Regions from separate parts of the Homo sapiens genome. Here region 2 is linked to region 1. The links are chromatin loops, found by intact Hi-C in ENCODE. Cell type or tissue: mesothelial cell of epicardium. All regions are shown on one strand. Links, peaks and the distances in the headings refer to the core of each region. The heading gives the core; the rest is flanking DNA.

What was found. Peaks named below come from ENCODE experiments on the same cell type or tissue, not always from the same donor. Only the 100,000 strongest peaks of a DNase experiment are listed, where the experiment ranks them.
Region 2: it touches region 1 in a loop (7-fold over the local background); 1 of 110 quality-filtered maps calls a loop at or near these places.

The regions. Positions count from the first base shown.
Region 1 is chr1:11,413,100-11,417,482 of GRCh38, forward strand. No RefSeq gene overlaps it. Among named protein-coding and RNA genes, the nearest start is that of DISP3, 64 kb to the right of the region's middle. RefSeq lists an enhancer at 3,154-3,838. In mesothelial cell of epicardium, for the core only: no CTCF peak of the experiment used is centred there; no DNase peak of the experiment used is centred there.
Region 2 is chr1:11,633,568-11,637,950 of GRCh38, forward strand. No RefSeq gene overlaps it. Among named protein-coding and RNA genes, the nearest start is that of FBXO2, 19 kb to the right of the region's middle. In mesothelial cell of epicardium, for the core only: no CTCF peak of the experiment used is centred there; a DNase peak (open chromatin) is centred at 2,464.

The DNA of each region.
Region 1 (4,383 bases), core at 166-4,165:
CTCTCGGCAGCTGCTAACACCGTAGTATTCGTGTATCACAACATATGTGAACATAAGAAAGGCACAGTAAATATATTGTATTATCGTCCTACGGGACCACCGTCATCTATGTGGCCGTCGTGGGCCAACACATTGGTGTGAAGCACATGGCCGACCACGTGTTGTATCTGAATCTAGGTCGACCCACTGTGCGATTAAACACCAAAGTAGCGTATTATGGAGAAAAAGTGAAATTCTCTCCCTCCTTTATCCCACCGCTTTCTCTGCTCCCCACCAAGGTAAACACTGTTAGCAGTTTGGCAGCCTCCTCCTTCCGCAGGGTTTCCAGAAGGCATGAATCTGTAATCTCACGAAGCGGGCAACACACACACACACACACACACACACACACACACACACACACACGCTTTGGGACCCACCACCCTTCCTTTATTTTCCCCTCCTCCATTTCCTCCCTCCCCCAGCCCCCTCCGCCACTGCCGTGGCCCTGGTGCTGGACTCAGCAGGGATTCACAGCAGGACAGCAGAGGCTGTCCTCACCCTTCCCAGTATTCCTCCTCTGCTGAGAGGGAGGGACATGGGCATGGATAGGGGAGGGTGGCAGTAGGTGGAGGTTCCCCAGGAGGTGTCCCTAAAGGGTAGGGAGAGAAATTGGAAGACCCAAGATTGGCTGCATTTCTAGCTGAGACTCTTTCGTGATAGCTCTCCCTCCTCCCTCCTCCCTCTTTCCTCCTCCCTCTTTCCTCCTCCCTCTTTCCTCCTCCCTCTTTCCTCCTCCCTCCTCCCTCTTTCCTCCTCCCTCCTCCCTCTTTCCTCCTCCCTCCTTCTCCCCCTTCTCCTCCTCCCCCTCCTCCTCCTTCTCCTCCTCAACTGGAGCCCAGCCTTGTATCTCTTGCTCCAATGCGGAGCCTTGCATGGAGGTCTCAGCTTGCTCTGAAAGCTTGTCATGTCTGTGTTTAATGAAGTTTAATTATCTTCCAAGATTCAATGAATAATTATAAATCTTTTCAAGATGCAATCACACGGGTTCATGCTTCATTAACAGTGGAAAATCAATTGTAATTCGCGTAATTCCTTTCTTCTGGAGATCAGTCTGTTTGTACACGCGCTCCCCTCCTCACCCTGCTTTGTCTGCCCCAAGAAGTACAAAGGATGCCTGGCTTTTTCCTCCAGAATTGACGAGCCTTGTCAGGAGCAGGGAGGAGAGCGAGGCCCAGCTGGAGCAGGTGGGGGAGGGGAGGGAGAGAAAAATGGTCCCAGGGGAATAGGCCTGGGGAGCTATTTCTAGGAGGCAGAGCTGGGGGATGAGGGATTGGAGGGCAGAGGGGAGGAGTCTACAAGGCTATGAGGAGGCAGAGTGTTTCTTAACTTTTTAGGGGGGTCCCAGACCCCTTTAAAAACCTGTTGAGGCCAGACACAGTGGTTCACACCTGTAATCCCAGCACTTTAGGAGGCCGAGTACTGGTTATTTGAGGTTGGGAGTTCAAGACCAGCCTGGCCAACATGGTGAAACCCTGTCTCTATTAAAAATACAAAAATTAGCCGGGTGTAGTGGCACACACCTGTAATCCCAGCTACTCAGGAGGCTGAGGCAGGAGAATCGCTTGAACCCAGGAGGCAGAGGTTGCAGTGAGCCGAGATGGCACCACTGCATTCCAACCTGGGTGACAGAGCAAGACTCCGTTTCAAAAAAAAAAGTCTGTTTAAACTATTGACGCCCCCAGAAAAATGATATTCTGAGGGTGTCACCTTGCTTTCAGGGTGTTACATCCTGAGGTCCTTTCCAGCTGCTCTGACCTCCTAGGGGTCGCAGATAACTGTGAGAATACGAGGCTGCTTCTTAGTAATGTTGGACATTCTTTTAGCTCCAAGAAATCCAGAGCCCCTGCTGGGAGCTGGGTGCCATCTGCGGCCCAGCTCCAAGAGAAACTGCCTCGCTTTTCTCCAAACCACAGACGACAGCCCTGGGCCAGGGCAGCTGTGCCCGAGCCTCGTCTTCTCTGAGATGTCTGCCGCCAACAGCGCCACTGACCGGCACAGCCTTGTTGCAGACAACACTTAGCTTTCTCTCGAAGGTGGCAAGTTGCCCGCGTCTGCACAGCAGAGGAGAGTGGGGCTCTGTAAGGGACTTCAGGGGCCACAAAGATATGGGGAAGTCCTTATCCAATTAGCCAGACCACTGGAGGGAGTGGAGGAAAGAAAGCTGTTCTGCAGATATCTGGACTCTTCAAAGTGAATAGAGGATGAGGACCTCCGACCTCTTGCTGCGGGCGGTTTCTTCCCTGAACTTCAGTCCTCAGCCTCTAAGCTGCGCTGTCTAATGGAACTTTCTGTCCAGTGTAGTAGCCACCGGCCATATGTGACTATTTCAATTTAAGTTAATATCAAAGAAAATTAAAAATTCAGTTGCTCGGCTGCATTAGCCACGTTTCAAGTGCTCAAGAGCCACACGTGGCCTGTGGCTGGTGTATTGGACAACACAGACATAGAACAGAATCATCATTAAAGAAAATTCGACAGACGATGCAGGTCTAGGGTCTGTAGTGCATGTCTGCAATCCATCAGATCTCATGAGCTGCCCCTAGACTTCGATTAAGTATTAGTTTCCTATGGCTGCTATAACAAATCACCCCAAACTTAGTGGCTTAAAGCAACACAAATGTATTTCCTAATGGTTTTGAAGGTCAGAAGCCTGACATGGATTTCACTGGGCTAAAATCAAGGTGTTGGCACAGCTGCACACCTTTCTGGAGGCTCTAGGGGAAAATCTGTTTCCTTCCCTTCTCCAGCTTCTAGAGGCCACTGGAATCCCTGGAATCATTCCTCTTTGTCCATCTTCAAAGCCGGGAAGACCATATCTATCTCCACAGAAGAAAGAAGTTCTCCTTTTTAAGAACTTGGATGATTAGACTGGATCCGCCCAGGCCATCCAGAATAATCTCCCCATCTCAGTCCTTAATTCGCTCAAATCTGCAAAAACTCTTTCCATGGAAGGTCATCTAGTCACACATTCCAGGAATAAGATGTGGACATCTTTTGGGACATTGTTCTGCCTACCACAGGTCCCAAACTTTTTTTTTTTTCCAGTTGTGGATCCTGAGATCCAGAGAGGAGAAGAGGCTTTTCCAAGTCACACAAGGTGTAACGGGTACTGCAGTCTCCACCCAGGTTCCCTCTTCCAGGGCATGCACCCACCCCTAGCTGCTGGAATTAGAAGCTGCTGATAGCTCAAAACTGTGCCCCTCACAGAGCATTGCCTTTGGCCTATAGACCTGTCTTGATCAATGTCACACCCTACCCCACCCCTCCCTGCAGGCCCCCTGACAATGACAGATGTAACTATACAAACGTCTGTTCCCTTGCCTCTATTTGGGACCTCTGTAGTGACCAGTCCAGGTCCAGAGCCCTTCACGGGATGAGCTCAGATCTTAGGGGCAACGATTGAGGATCGGCTTCTCCCTCTGGCCAGTCCTGCAGTGATCTCGGATCAGTTTCCCTCTGGCAGTACTGCTGTGCTCGCTACCCTTCAGGTGTGTCTCCTGGAAGCCTCCCCAGTCACTCATCTGCAGCAGCCCAGGGGACAAAGCTCCAGCTCCTCCCCTTGGTCCATAGCACCTTTTATGATCTGGCCCCTGCTGGCCCGTCAGCCGCAGCAACTCACATGCTCCCTGTGCTCCAGCCTAAACAAGTCACTTTCAATTTCCCAAATGTCCCAGACTTTCTCGGCCTCCAAGCCTTTGCCCATGCTGGTCCTGCTGTTTGAAATGCCCTTCATCTCCTGGCCAACTCCTCCTCACTCTTTAGGACTCAGCTCAAATGTCACCTCTTCCTGGAAGCCTTCCCCAACTTCCTCATCCCATCCCAGTCTCCAGGAGGATCCTCTCCGCTGAGCCTCCATGGCTCCCTGGGCCCACTGCTTTGCAGCTCTCACCAAGGTCTACAGAGTGCTCTGAGATTGGAGCTGTGTCTTATTCCTTTCTGTATCTTAAGACACAGCATCTTGCCAAGAGTGGGGACTCACTAAGTGTTTGTTGACTGACTGTGAACTCAGCTGGCCCCTATTATCCCTATTTACAGAGGAAGTTGAGAAGGTAGTGAGACCTGGGACACTGAGGCCCATCCTGGGGACTCATTTCCCGAGCAAAGACATCCTGGCAGCTCCCCAGACTCCAAAAGGCCAGGAACTGCCGACAGCTGCTTGACATCTGAGCTGCAACTCCTGCCTAATGAATGATTCCTCTTCCACACATATGTTTCTGGTAATCAATTGGCTCGTCATTAGCCCACAGCAGCAGTTGTCTCAACTTCAAATGAAATGCAAATGTAATTGTTTTCTTTAGGCCTGGTGGGGTCAGGCTCCTCTTCTCAGGAGGAGGCCCGTCC
Region 2 (4,383 bases), core at 76-4,075, 220 kb after region 1:
ACAGAGTCTCACTCTGTTGCCCAGGCTGGAGTGCAGTGGCACTATCCCGGCTCACTGCAACCTCCACTTCCCGAGTTCAAGTGATCCTCCTGCCTCAGCCTCCCGAGTAGCTGAGATTACAGGCGCATGTCACCAAGCCAAGCTAATTTTTGTATTTTTAGTAGAGATGGGGTTTCACCATGTTGACCAGGCTGGTCTCGAACTTCCCACCTCAAGTGATCCATCCACCTCGGCCTCCCAAAGTGCTGAGATTACAGGCATGAGTCACCATGCCCGGCCGAGACTCCATTTAAAAAAAAAGGGGGGGACTAATATTAAGTCCCATGTATGGTTCATGAAAAAATATTTTGATGGGACTAATGATAGTGCCTGCTACATAGCAGGTGCTCAATAAATGTTAGCTATTGTCATTGTTCAGGGCAGAGCACTGGGTCTCAGAACAAGGCACTATCACTGTCCTTAAGGGGCTCACAGCATACAGAGACTGGCGAATAGACAACCCCATGTTAAGTCAGCTATGAAGGTGAGCAAGGGGCCATGGGAGAAAAGGAAACTTAACCTGGCCTGGATCAGTGCTTTGGGGAGGCATAGGGTACTCAAGGAAGGCTTCCTGGAAGTGGTGACATGACGGCTGAATCATGAATGATACACTGTGCTCACCGGGTGGATAAGAAAAGCAATGGCTGTCCAGGCAGAGGGCTCAGCTCGTGCAAGGGCCTGGAGGCATTCAGGATGTCTGCAGCTGCCAGTGGCAGGCACCAAACCTGGAGAGGGAGGCAGGGCCTTGCCTTCCAAAGGCCTTGAATGCCAGACTAAGAGATTAGGATTTCATTCCAGAAGTGCCAGGGAGACCCTGAAGTGAGACAGGATAAACTTCACCCTTTGGAATGGTTGCCCTGAAGCTGAGTGGAGGATGGCACAGAGGCGTGGAGGGGGTGAGGCAGGAGGCGGAGTCCCGGAGCCCAAGCCCCTAACTCCCAGCTCCCAGCCATACTCCCTCTGTGAGGGCAGTGGTGGGAGCCGGAGCTCAGCAGGACCAGAGAAGTTATTAATCGCTTCACGACATTGCAGGCCATGGTCCATTTGCTGCTTTTCCCGGTCTGTTTTGAAACTGTGAAATGAGCCCCAGTCTTCAAAGCGCCTGTAATAACCATCCTGATTCTGACATTTAAATTACAGATGGCATTTTCAATTAAACAGGCACTCTCAGCAGGTTTAATTTAGCTATCAGTTCTGGTCTGTTCTTTAAGTGCTTAAAAAAGAAAGGCCAGTGAATTCTAGGTCTCCCTCCAGGAGGAGGGAGGAGGGAGAGTCTTTGAGATATGACACCACCTCTCATCTTCCAGCTCCCATGGGGTCTCACACAGCCTCCTGTAAACAGTCACACTCCACTGAATTCACCCTCGTGCACACCCAGAAGCACTCACAAAACCACACACAAATGCAAATGCAGCCTTCTAGCCACAAATGCCAGCAGCCCTGGGGGCCATGGCTGCCACAAGTGTTTGAAGGCTGTGCCTCTCCCATCCGATTAGAGAGACAGTAAGATGGAGATCCTGGAGCCAGATGAACTTGGACAGAAGTCCATGCTCTACCGCTAACTAGCTGTGTGACCTGGGCAGCCTATTCAGCCTTGCTGAGCCTCCGTTCTCTCCCTCGTAAAATAAGAATAAAGAGGAGGCCGGCCGGGCGCTGGGGCTCCCATCTGTAATCCCAGCACTTTGGGAGGCTGAGGCGGGCGGATCACGATGTCAGGAGATCAAGACCACGGTGAAACCCCATCTCTACTAAAAATACAAAAAATTAGCCTGGCGTGGTGGCGGGCACCTGCAGTCCCAGCTACTCGGGAGGCTGAGGCAGGAGAATGGCGTGAACCCGGGAGGCGGAGCTTGCAGTGAGCCGAGATCGCACCACTGCACTCCAGCCTGGGCAATAAAATAAAGAGGAGGTCAAGTTGAGCTAATGTATTAAAGTGTCCATCACCAGTGCTGGCTGATAGAAGGGCTAATAATCCTTGTGCCTCCCCTCTCTCCTTCCCTGAGGGCAGGGACTGGGTCGCCCTGTCCACTTTGGGGTTTTTTTTTTTGTTTTTTTTTTTTTGAGACGGAGTCTCGCTCTGTCGCCCAGGCTGGAGTGCAGTGGAACGATCTCGGCTCACTGCAAGCTCCGCCTCCCGGGTTCACGGCATTCTCCTGCCTCAGCTTCCCGAGTAGCTGGGACTACAGGCGTCTGCCACCACGCCCGGCTAATTTTTTTGTGTTTTTAATAGAGACAGGGTTTCACCGTGTTAGCCAGGATGGTCTCGATCTCCCGACCTCGTGATCTGCCCGCCTCGGCCTCCCAAAGTGCTGGGATTACAGGCGTGAGCCACCGCGCCCGGCCGGGGCTCTTCCTTCAGGATCCACACTCCTCACAGCTCAGGTCTCTGGGTCTCAGAGGCTGGCAGGGCGCTGTCCGCAGTGCTGAAGCGCCTCTCTCTAGGTCCGGGTTCCACATGGTTTCCCTTCCATCCTCCAGCCTGGTTGGCAGGCTGTGAAAATTCTCCCCACCCTAAGGCAGCTGCTGCAGGTGATCTGAATGGCACAAGACCAGATCTCTCCCTAAAGGTCTGCCTCCCCACATTCCAAAGTGACTAAAACTCAGGGCTGGGGTGCAAAGTCACTCAAAGGAAAAGCATCACTGGTCCCCAACCGCCAGACCCTGTGGACACAGGAAACACCCGGCTTCAGCTAAGCAAAAGTGCAGCTGCTGGACTCTGGCAAGTTTTGTCTGCGGTGTCTGTTGTGCCAGGTAGATCCCTGCTCTTCTTGTGGGTTCTGGACAGGGTATGGATGGGCTGTCTTCTCTGGCCACAGTGTGTGCTGACTTCCAGTATTTGAGGGAGATGCTGGCTTTGGAGAAACCTCATATGGCTGCGTAGTGTGTATTTGCATGGACTGCCTGTCCCTTCACAGCCAGACCAACATTTTCTCAGGTGGAATTAGCACTGATGGGGGAGAAGACAGGGATTATCACCTCGACATTATAGTCTAGCTCACCAAGGCCCAGAGAAAACCAGCAATCCACCCAAGGGGTCAGGTCAGGCCTAGAGCTCCAGTCTACCCTCAAAGCTAACTGACTGGGTAAATGTTCTCCCAAAGACATTAGAAATTGAGGAATGGGGTCAGACTGCAGCCCAGAATCTGGTGAAAACAGTATCTCCCAGTCTGTAAGTTTGCAGTGGCGCGCGCCTATAGTCCCAGCTACTCAGGAGGCTGAGGCAGGAGAATCGCTTGAACCTGGGACGCGGAGGTTGCAGTGAGCAGAGATAGCACCACTGCACTCCAGCCTGGGTGACAGAGCAAGATTCTGTCTAAAAGAAAAAAAAAGGCAATTGCAATATCATGACATGACTTTATATCAGGGGAAAATAAAACAGATATGCAGTGTTCTCACAGTAGGGACTATAGAGATAATAAAGCTTGGCAAGATCAACTTGGCCATTGGGGATCTTTCCTACATGAGGAGAACGGGGGTAACACAGAGTGAGCAGTGCATCTATGGGGTGAGCCAGTGAGCGCTTCTCAGCTTGGGGCACAGGGCCCCCCATTGCACCCTTCCCGGCCCCCAGCTCCTCTCTCACTGGCCAGACCTCCAGCCCCTCTAGAACCAGAGCCTGGACCAGACACAGCCACCTCCCTCCCTGGAAACTCCCTTGGCCCCAGCTCATTAGCCCTGAAAAACCTGCCCAAATCCAGGGGGAGGTTTTTCAGCTAAAATATCTCCCTCTTGGGCTAGCCTTTTCCTCTCTTCCCCACATCATTAGTGAAATTGCAGTCTCTGCAGCTCCCAGGGTGTGTGGGGTGAGGAATGCCTCCCCTTCCCTGGGGACTTTTGGCCAGGCAGAGGGCCGATGCCTGGTACCTGGCCTGGAGATGGGAGTAGAGGCAGTGAGAGGCCATGAGGGAGGCCGAGGAAGTCCAGGGAGGGCCCCTCACACCCTGCCCAGGAGGACGTGGCAGCCCCCTTAGTGGAAACAGAAGGAGTCACTGTCAGCAGAGCTGTGGCTGGCTGAGCACTTGCCCTGTGGCAAGCACCATGGTGAATTCTTCCATGTCGAGACCTGTGAGGAATGGGGCTCTGTGTTGGGTTTTTGACCCAGCACCCTCTGCACTCTTCTGTCAGCCACGTGGTTCTCACTGGGTGACTCCACCCCAAGCCTTGCCCAACAGGGCACCGGCCCGCTAGCCACAGCAACTAGCTCAGAGGTGGGCGCGTGAACCCATTGAACTTGATGGTGGAAGGACATAGGCCTGGGGGGCTGCCGACCCCTTCTGGAGTGAGCCTGCTTGGGATGAAGCCACACAGAGCTGAGAGACAGAGAAAAGCTGAGTTCTGAATACA